Linked DNA regions of Homo sapiens: region 2 is linked to region 1. Evidence: chromatin contacts called from ENCODE Hi-C data. All regions are on one chromosome and are shown on one strand. The core of a region is the stretch at or near the end of the contact, and the rest is flanking DNA. Distances in the headings are between cores, read along the strand shown.

Region 1 (4,502 bases), core at 507-3,006:
AAAAGAATGAGTTCATTTCCTTTGCAGGGACATGGATGAAGCTGGAAACCATCATTCTCAGCAATCTAACACAGGAACAGAAAACTAAACACTGCATGTTCCCACTCATAAATGGGAGTTGAACAATGAGAACACATGGACACAGGGAGGAGAACATCATACACCAGGGCCTGCTGGGGGGTGGGGGGCTAGGGGAGGGATAGCATTAGGAGAAATACCTAAAGTCGATGACGAGTTGATGGGTGCGGCAAACCACAATGGCACGTGTATACCTATGTAACAAACCTGCACGTTCTGCACATGTATCCCCAAACTTAAAGTATAATAATAAGAAGAAGAAAGAGAGAGAAAGAGTGAGAAATGTAGAAAATGTTGACATTTTGAATCTTGGTGAGGGGTGTCCAGAAATTATTTGTCTTATTCTTGCAACTTTTCTGTAATCCTGAAATTATGTCAAAATACAATGTTTTTTTAACTGGCTTCATTCTTTTCCTTACCCCACAAATGCATCAATCACCAAGTCCCTGTGGTTCCATTTCCTAAATACCTCAACAAACATAGTCACTTCTATTTTTCTCTACCGCCACTACCCTAATACAAACCACCCCTCTTGCATGAACTACAAAAACAAATAATAAAAAAATAGCAAATATCTAAATGGTATAATCTTAGAAACTTTTACCTTTCTAGCCTTCCTTCTAAATGGGCTTGTATTTGAGGTCCCAACCTATCAATAAGATAAGAAAAGGGAATAAATGTAAGGATTGGGAAATAAAATAAAGTAGTAATGTTTATAGATGATATGCCTGTCTATCTTCTCTACATAGATGACCCAAGAGAATCTACAAACTAGTACAACTAATTATACTCAATGAGCTCAATATACAAAAACCAATTCCTATACAACAACCAATGAAAATATGTATTTTTAAAGGTAACAGTAATAAAAGTACAGGATGTCTAGAAACAAATCCAACAGAGATGTAAGATATGTACAGATTAAAATAATAAAAGCTTATAAGGAACATAAAAGAAGACTTAATAAATTGAAAAGATATAAAATATTGATGGATGGTGTAGCAGAGCTACAAGTTATCTATACGAAACCTTGGCATCACCTTTTTTGTGAACAAAATTCAAAATTTAGGGAGAGAGGAGTATAAAATATATTTTTGCTAAATTTTCTTTCAGATAGGCATAATATTTTACAAAGTTCTGACCAATAAAAGGTAAACAAAAGTCTGAGATCATTTCTATTTTATTGTTATTTTATTTTTTCTTTTGCTTTTTGGGTGAGGCATCAACCCTCTTTCTTCTTCCTTGTTCCTGATACAAATCTGACTTGATGCCTGGAGTAGCTGCAACCATCTTGTGGCAAGGAAGCAATAAGCATAAGGGGGAATATCAACATATACATACAGAAGTCCAAGACACTGATGAGAAACATTACACAGTCACTTCAGCAGCCCTGGACTGCTCATCTCCAGACTGGTTGTCATATAAGAAACAGAAACCGTTACTGTTTGCACTGCTATGTCAGGTTTCTCTCACTTGAATCAAAAATATTGCTGAATGTTACAGATGGGAACACACAAAGTTTTAAAAATGGTAATTCTCCCCAGATTAATTAATAAATTCAAGTAGACAAGTGTAATCTGGATATGGCTGAAAAACCTTGTTGCTCTTTGCAGAGTTGTGTGAAATAGCAAACAGGAAGCTGCTACATCCGGTTCTGGGCACTCTTAGGCTTTTGCTGGGACCAACCCAGACACCTAGAGATTTTGTGCTTTACTTACAGCATGTACCTGCTTCTTCCATGGGGCCACTCCATAAGCTCCTTTTGCACAAGGACAGCCCATCCTCAGCAATGACCTCAGCCCCCGACCACCCCTCTTTCCATTCCCCCACCCACAGTCATATTTTATTTTGACATGGAGCAGGATGTCGAGGGAGTTTTCTTAGAACTGATTCTATTTCAGGGGCAAACATTCACTCTCAGTGAGCTTAGGGTGGGGAGCAGGAGAAATGGGGGCGGAGAGGAAAATTAGTTTTCCTCACCCACCTCAAAATGAGAAAAGAGGCTGAGTTTGCTAAGAAATAACCTAGGGGTTCTGGTCGCCCCTGAGGGGCTTCTGATAAATGATTCAGAGGATACCCTTTCCCTCACCCACTCCTGTAATCACACACCCCACATGGACATGAGCAATCCTTTCCAGCACACACCGCCCTCTACAACTTCTTAGGTGGGCACTTCCCTTGTAGCTCTGGTCCATGAGTGACCTGAATTTTTCTGCCTTTTGTCTCCATTCCTAATGTAGAATTTTGGGATTCCAGGTACACTACTCACATCCTCACCTTTTCCCTCCTTCCACATAATTCCTGAAAGTCCCTCAAAGGAGATGCATCGCAAGTTCTCACACGCAAGTCCTTGGCCAGTCCCCGGAACTAGGTTTTCCTTTCTTCGACATTGACTCATCCTTCTTCCTGCTGAGACTGATACAGCCCGCAAAGCTACATCAAAGCACTTCAGCACTATCTGTGGTGACACCACTGAGCCATCATCTTCTCTAATGTTCTTTGAAAGGGCACCGGCCATCAAGACCCAAAAAGATGCTGCGTTTTCTTTGAAGTTCTTTAAAGCATCCAAACCTCAATGTGTCACATCCCTAAATGGTGGCTACACCTCTTTTGACATTTCAACACCAAAGCAACTCTATTTGTGCCTTGGTGTCTCTCAGAAATTTTTAGTGCAAAGAATGCTTTCATTTTGCATGGCCTCTCTTTCATGAGCTGTGCTGGGACAGAAAGCTGTGCTGTCTCATTCTGCTCTCTCTCCTCCCATTATTCCTTCTTTTTGACCCAAGGCTGATGCCCCCACTTTGAAATTTTCAACAAAAGGGAGTATTTTAGTCCCTCTCTTAGTTTCTAGAGAAATAAGCGACTGCTGGCTGGGCCCCAGGTGTATAAGCTCTTTTGGCTTCCAGGTTCAAGCACACGGAATTTGAATCTCACTTCCTCACACACTGAGCTGCTTCCCCTTTCCACTTCTCCTGTGAAACCCTAAGTCCTCTCAATCACATTTCAGGGCCTGATGTGGCTTTTTGAGAGGCTTTCTCCAGCATCTGCATCTCAATCCCCATTCAATGATGAGAAGAGCACTCACCAAGCCCCATCACTGTAACATACCACACAGTTTGGGTATAAGCAACAAATGCTCAGTCATGGATGACAGCAAAGTTGTAGGAATAAGGATTTTTTCAGCAGATGAATAAAATAATGAAAAATACCAATAATCTAAATGACCCCAAATAAGTAACTGGTTGAATAAATAGTGCTGTATCCACACAATGAAAAATTCAGCAATAGTTGAAATTAGTAGTGTGGAAGTAATCTCAAAGAGCCCAAGATGGCCCATATTAGAATCGCTCAGAAGCCTGTAAAAAATACAGATTTCTGGATGTGGATCCCAATGACGGAGTCAGAAGCACTGGGAGTAGACTTGGAATCTTTATTTTAATAGGTAACTCCAGTGATAATGCAAATCAAAGTTTAAAAATTTACAACCATGGCAGCATAGTTAATTATGAGGTAAAATGATCATGATATATTGTTAGATGAAAATAGTATGTTATGAAAAAAGAATGTATAATATAATCTCATTTTTAAAAAGTAGTGTGACTAGAGAGATGATATATAGGTATATAGGTAAAGACTGAAAAAATAATGCCAAAATACTAACCATGGTTAGTGGTGTGTTTATAGAAGATTTTTATTTTACTCTTTTTACTTTTTTACGTGTTGAGTCCAATTTGTAAATTTCCAAAATAAACATTTAGTTTATGTGTGTTTAAAGAAAACAATAAAAGTTGTTTTGTTTTGCTTTTTAAAAAAGGATAAGAGGTAAATGACATGGGACTTTTAAATTTACTTATACTCTAGATTTTAAAAAATAAAAAAGGCAGCTTGCAAAAATTTTGTACCACATAATAAATAAAAATTTTAAATGAAGAGTTAAAAATAAAGGGGAAGTAAGGGTGCTAATATAAATGAAGCCAGGATTAAGGTTGGTATCCAAGAATGCATTGCCTCAAACTTCAGTTATGTTTCTAAAATGAGCTATAAATTTGCCTCTTCCTAATGTCACAAGACTAGACATGAGCAGATAGGGAGAGGGAGGTTCAATATCATTAGACATTAGGGAAACAGGAATCAGAACCACAATGAGATACCATTTCATACCTACTAGGATAGCTAAAATAAAAATTAATGTTTTAAAGGAAAGCAAGTGTTGGCAAGAATGTGGAGAAATTAGAATCCTTGTACGTTGCTGCAGGAATATAAAAGGTAGAATGTAAATGTAAAATGATGAAGAGTTTGACAGTTGCTCAACATTAGCAGCACTATACACAATAGCTAAAAAGTGGGTAATATCTATCAACTGATGAATAGATAATAAAATGTGATATATCTATACAGTAGAATATTATTCAGCCTTAAAAAGG
Region 2 (4,057 bases), core at 812-3,311, 310 kb before region 1:
AACAGTCCTAGGAAGTGGGTGGTACTATCCTACTTTAAAGGTGAAGATGCAGGTCTCAAAGATGTAGGATTTTGCCCAAATATTATTCATTGAGTAAAGGCAAAGACAGGCTCAGACCTAGGTCCTGTGATGACAAATGTAAAAACTTCTTGTCACCATCCAACATCTGTCAGGTCGAGTCAGGGGAGAAGTGACTCCTGTACCTTGGCCCCCAGCTTTTGGATGGTGATCCCGATCACATTTGTTTGAATGTCTTTGTAATGTGTTAGTGTGTGGTACCATTAAGCTTGTACTAGTGTTAATTGAGTTCATATTAGGGTAGTATTCAATTGATAGATTTTTTTTTCCTTCCTATCAAACACTGCACAGCTAGTTAGGTCAGAAGTTAGTTATTTTCTGGAACATGCTGATTAAAAAGGGGTTGACATTGAATGACAGAGGAATTGATTGAATAGAGCAGAGCCTGAATTTGCATATGGACTTTGAGTCTGACCTGGATTTGTAGGCTATTCTGTTACATCTCAAGACATAGAATAGAGATGACCACCTATCCACCCATTCCACTCACATGGAGATTTCACCATTGAATGTGCTCAATCCTAACCAAGGCATTCTAGTTTGTAGCTTAAGTGAACCTGTAAAGACTCTCCAGTTACCCAACAGGACCTTGTGCAGCTGTGTGTGGAAATCAGGATAATTCCAGTGTTTCTGAGAGTGTTTTAATAGAGCACTGATTACAGATTGCAGGCACCTGGTGGTGTTTTTGTGCTGCGGCTGAAGGGTGCAGTTCCAAAGACAAGAACTGGGCTAGACGGATTCCTATTTTCCCACCCTGTTGTTTACCAGGGCCTGGAATAGGTACTGAGAAACCCTGTCAACAGCTGATCCAGGCTCCTGGTATGGTTAGTGTGTGCTTTCAGGAGACCACCAACACCAGCACATTAATTCCCAAACCGAGAATGGACATGTGACTTTTCCCAGGGTGTATTCTTCTGCCAGTGGCTCAGAGCCTGGAGACTGTAGAAGGGGCTCAGTTGGAGTCAATACAGAGGCCTGTGGGTTGGAGCTTGGCCAGAGTTAGTCTGTGCTTCTTGGACTATCCTGGGCTGTTCCGCTTGGGCAGACCATCATTGCTTTTGGCCTCAATAGCCAAATGAGAAAACAAACTGTGAAAATTCAAGGGGAAAAAGGTGATAGCCAAGAGTTAAGGTTTAGAACTCTATGGGCTAGAGGTTTTCTAGTTCAGCACTTAATTTCAAGCCAATTCCCAAGAAAAAAAATTTAATCTGAGAAGAGTCCCCACTGTGATTAATCATGTTTTCTCTTTCTCTGTTATCATCATTCCCCCAACACACCACCTGTTCTCACCTTCCACAAATTCGGCACTGCTCTACTATTTACATTATCATTTCATGTTTCTCTGTTTTTTACTTAAAAAAGTCGAGAGCAATATTTAGCCCTAATATTGGTTTTGCTACTCTTCTGTTGTGTGACTTTGGAATCACCCTCTGGACTTCAGTTTCCTTATGTGTTAAGTGAGGTAATTGGATGAGATAGACCATCACTAGGATCACTTCCAGGCATTAAACTTTTAAGCTTAAGAATGCCACATTTCTGCTGTGCCCACACTTTTTAACTGAGGTGTAAGCTGCTGGTGTGTAAGGCCCAAAAGGGTGTCAAATAATGTGGTTGGTTAGCTTATTTGTGAATATCTTGCTGAGATCCTTCTCCGTAAAGTAAAATGATGAAATTCTTCTTGCAGAGCCTTTGAAATTGGTGAAACTCAGGGCATTGCTGCTGGAGAAGCTAAGGTTCCTTGAAGCACTGTCAGCAAAAGATAGAAGGCCCAGAAAAAGTGGGAACAGGAAGGTAACAGGGAGGGTCCAAGTTGTGCTTTTGAAATGCCAGAGTGGGGGTAATACAGCAAAGGAAGTGGAAGAGGACTTCCCTTGAGAACCAGCAGAAACCTTTGAAAATGTGCCTTTCATATTTAAGCGTTTTCCGGTTTGGAAAGTAGCCTGCAAGGCTCATAAAACTGCCTTGTGGCAGCCATCCAAGATCTCAGGAGTTGACTCCTGTTGCAAACTGCAGGTCTCGAAATGATGGTGGTGAGCAGCTGTGATGAGGCTTTCATAGGCATTGTCCCCTTTATGGAGTTAGAGATCTGTTGCAGAATCTCTCTGCTAATGTATTGTCAACTCCCATTTTTATTTGTAGAATCAAAACAAGCTCTATCCTAATAAGGCTGTGCAACTCCTTTGCCAACGAACCAGCATGATATGCACACACAAGATGAACAGATATCCAGAAAGAATGACTTCAAACTACAGCTCGATTTGTTATCTTTGTAGCTGCTGGGCTAGGGTGATAACAGTATCTTGTACACCAGAAAATGTGGCCAGAGGCAAAAGTGTAAAGCAGTTGAATTTGTCCTGTTTTACCTAGAATGCATTCCAGCCTCACCTTTCCGTACCTTTCTCATTTCTTCAATATGAGATAGTAAGAAAGAGCAAAGGCTTCTGGAGTCATGCATCTTAGGTTTAAGTCCCTGCTCTGCCCTTGAGCTGTGTGATGTAGGACAATTTACTTAACCAATTAGCTTTAGTTTCCTCATCTGTAAAAGTCTCTGCACCCGGAGTATAAGCATATTAATAAGGATTTTTTGAATACCAAAGTCACATATCTAAGTATATACATCTCTTATGTCAGAATTTGAGGTAGCTGACAGATGGGGAAATTGCTTTTGGAGGCTGAGAAGGAAGCCTTTCGATCACCATTCAGATTGTACTACACTGGCATGAATTCGTGAAGTTGACCCTTGGGGAGATCAGATAAGTTGGAATTACAGTCCTTGGCCAGATCCTTAATGAGATCAGAAGTGTTCATAAACCTCACTGGAAATTTCATTTGGGAAATTGAGGCATTGAAGGGCACAGTGTCTTGCCTTTTAAACAGAGTAGGTATGTGTAAAATGGCTCCTCAGAGTGTCACATTGCTTCTGTGCCTCTCACTGCTGTGAAGACGTCATGTTGGAGTATAACACTGATGATATATCAATTACAGAAAACTTACTCAAACTCTTCCAAGAAATTGTAAAGTGGTGATATTCTCCAAATCAGCGATTCAAATAAGGAAGGTTTCTTTTTTCTTTTTCTTTGGTTTCTTTGTTTTTGTTTTTGTTTTTTTAAGACAGAGTCTCACTCTGTTGCCAGGCTGGAGTGCAGTCGCACGATCTCGGCTCACTGCAACCTCCACCTCCCGGGTTCAAGTGATTCTCCTGCCTCAGCCCCCCAAGTAGCTGGGACTACAGGTGCATGCCACCACGCCCGGCTAATTTTTGTATTTTTACTAGAGACAGGGTTTCATCATGTTGGCCAGGATGATCTTGATCTCTTGACCTCGTGATCCACCCACCTTGGCCTCTCAATGAATAAGGAATGTTTTAAAATTGATGTTTGATTTAGAGAATACTTTAAAGAAGTTTTGCTCTGATTTAAAAAATTTTAGAAAGCATATAAACTTGTTTCAACTGTATTTTAGGTTTTTATAGGTTTCAAACTCTTAAAAAATGGAGGCTTTCTTTAAAGGCTCATTATTTTTTCACTGTTATATTTTAAGTCTTTTCCAAAATAGAATTAGCTTAAATCAAGAAAACTTAAAATTTACCTAAAGCTTGAGTCAACAAATATCTAATATAAAAAGCTCATGTTATGCTTGCTGGAGAGTTTATGTTTCTGTTTGTTTCTTTATTTTTAATGGTAGACACATCTTCTTGTTTTCTTTTTAAATCTGCAATTTCTGTTATCAATCATACCCTCCTCTAAGGGGAAAACAACTGACCTACTATGCAAACTTTTTACTTCCTTTCATATATGGGTTTAGTGCTTTTCCTTCTGTCTTTTCTTCAGTGTAAGCAAAAGAAACAAACTAATTCAGCAAGTAGTGCAGAACCTAGCAGATAATTAAAATGTTTATTTTCATGTTAAGTCAATCTTTATGTGGCTTTTGCCTGTATTTGAACATGGTTGGAATAGATTTGGCTATTTCCAGTGCTGTC

The links. Hi-C counts contacts between places; a loop is a spot of excess contacts on that map. Pooled maps may share reads with other maps.
Region 2: a loop to region 1 is called in a map of ovary, with 11 times the contacts of the local background. The contact joins two enhancer-like sites. A Hi-C loop is called at or near these places in 1 of 168 maps with a recorded cell type or tissue (ovary), 12 of 37 single-sample maps with no recorded cell type and 5 of 50 pooled maps.

Annotation. Positions count from the first base shown.
Region 1 is chr14:24,671,750-24,676,251 of GRCh38, reverse strand. No RefSeq gene overlaps it. Among named protein-coding and RNA genes, the nearest start is that of GZMB, 40 kb to the right of the region's middle. RefSeq lists enhancers at 1,412-1,461, 2,782-2,831, 1,723-2,922, 3,162-3,211. Within about 2 kb of position 1,756, at least 9 of the 41 ENCODE cell types and tissues checked have a DNase peak (open chromatin) inside an H3K27ac peak, as active enhancers do.
Region 2 is chr14:24,983,360-24,987,416 of GRCh38, reverse strand. The region is part of intron 1 of STXBP6 (syntaxin binding protein 6); the gene reads left to right. Among named protein-coding and RNA genes, the nearest start is that of STXBP6, 65 kb to the left of the region's middle. Within about 2 kb of position 2,061, at least 9 of the 41 ENCODE cell types and tissues checked have a DNase peak (open chromatin) inside an H3K27ac peak, as active enhancers do.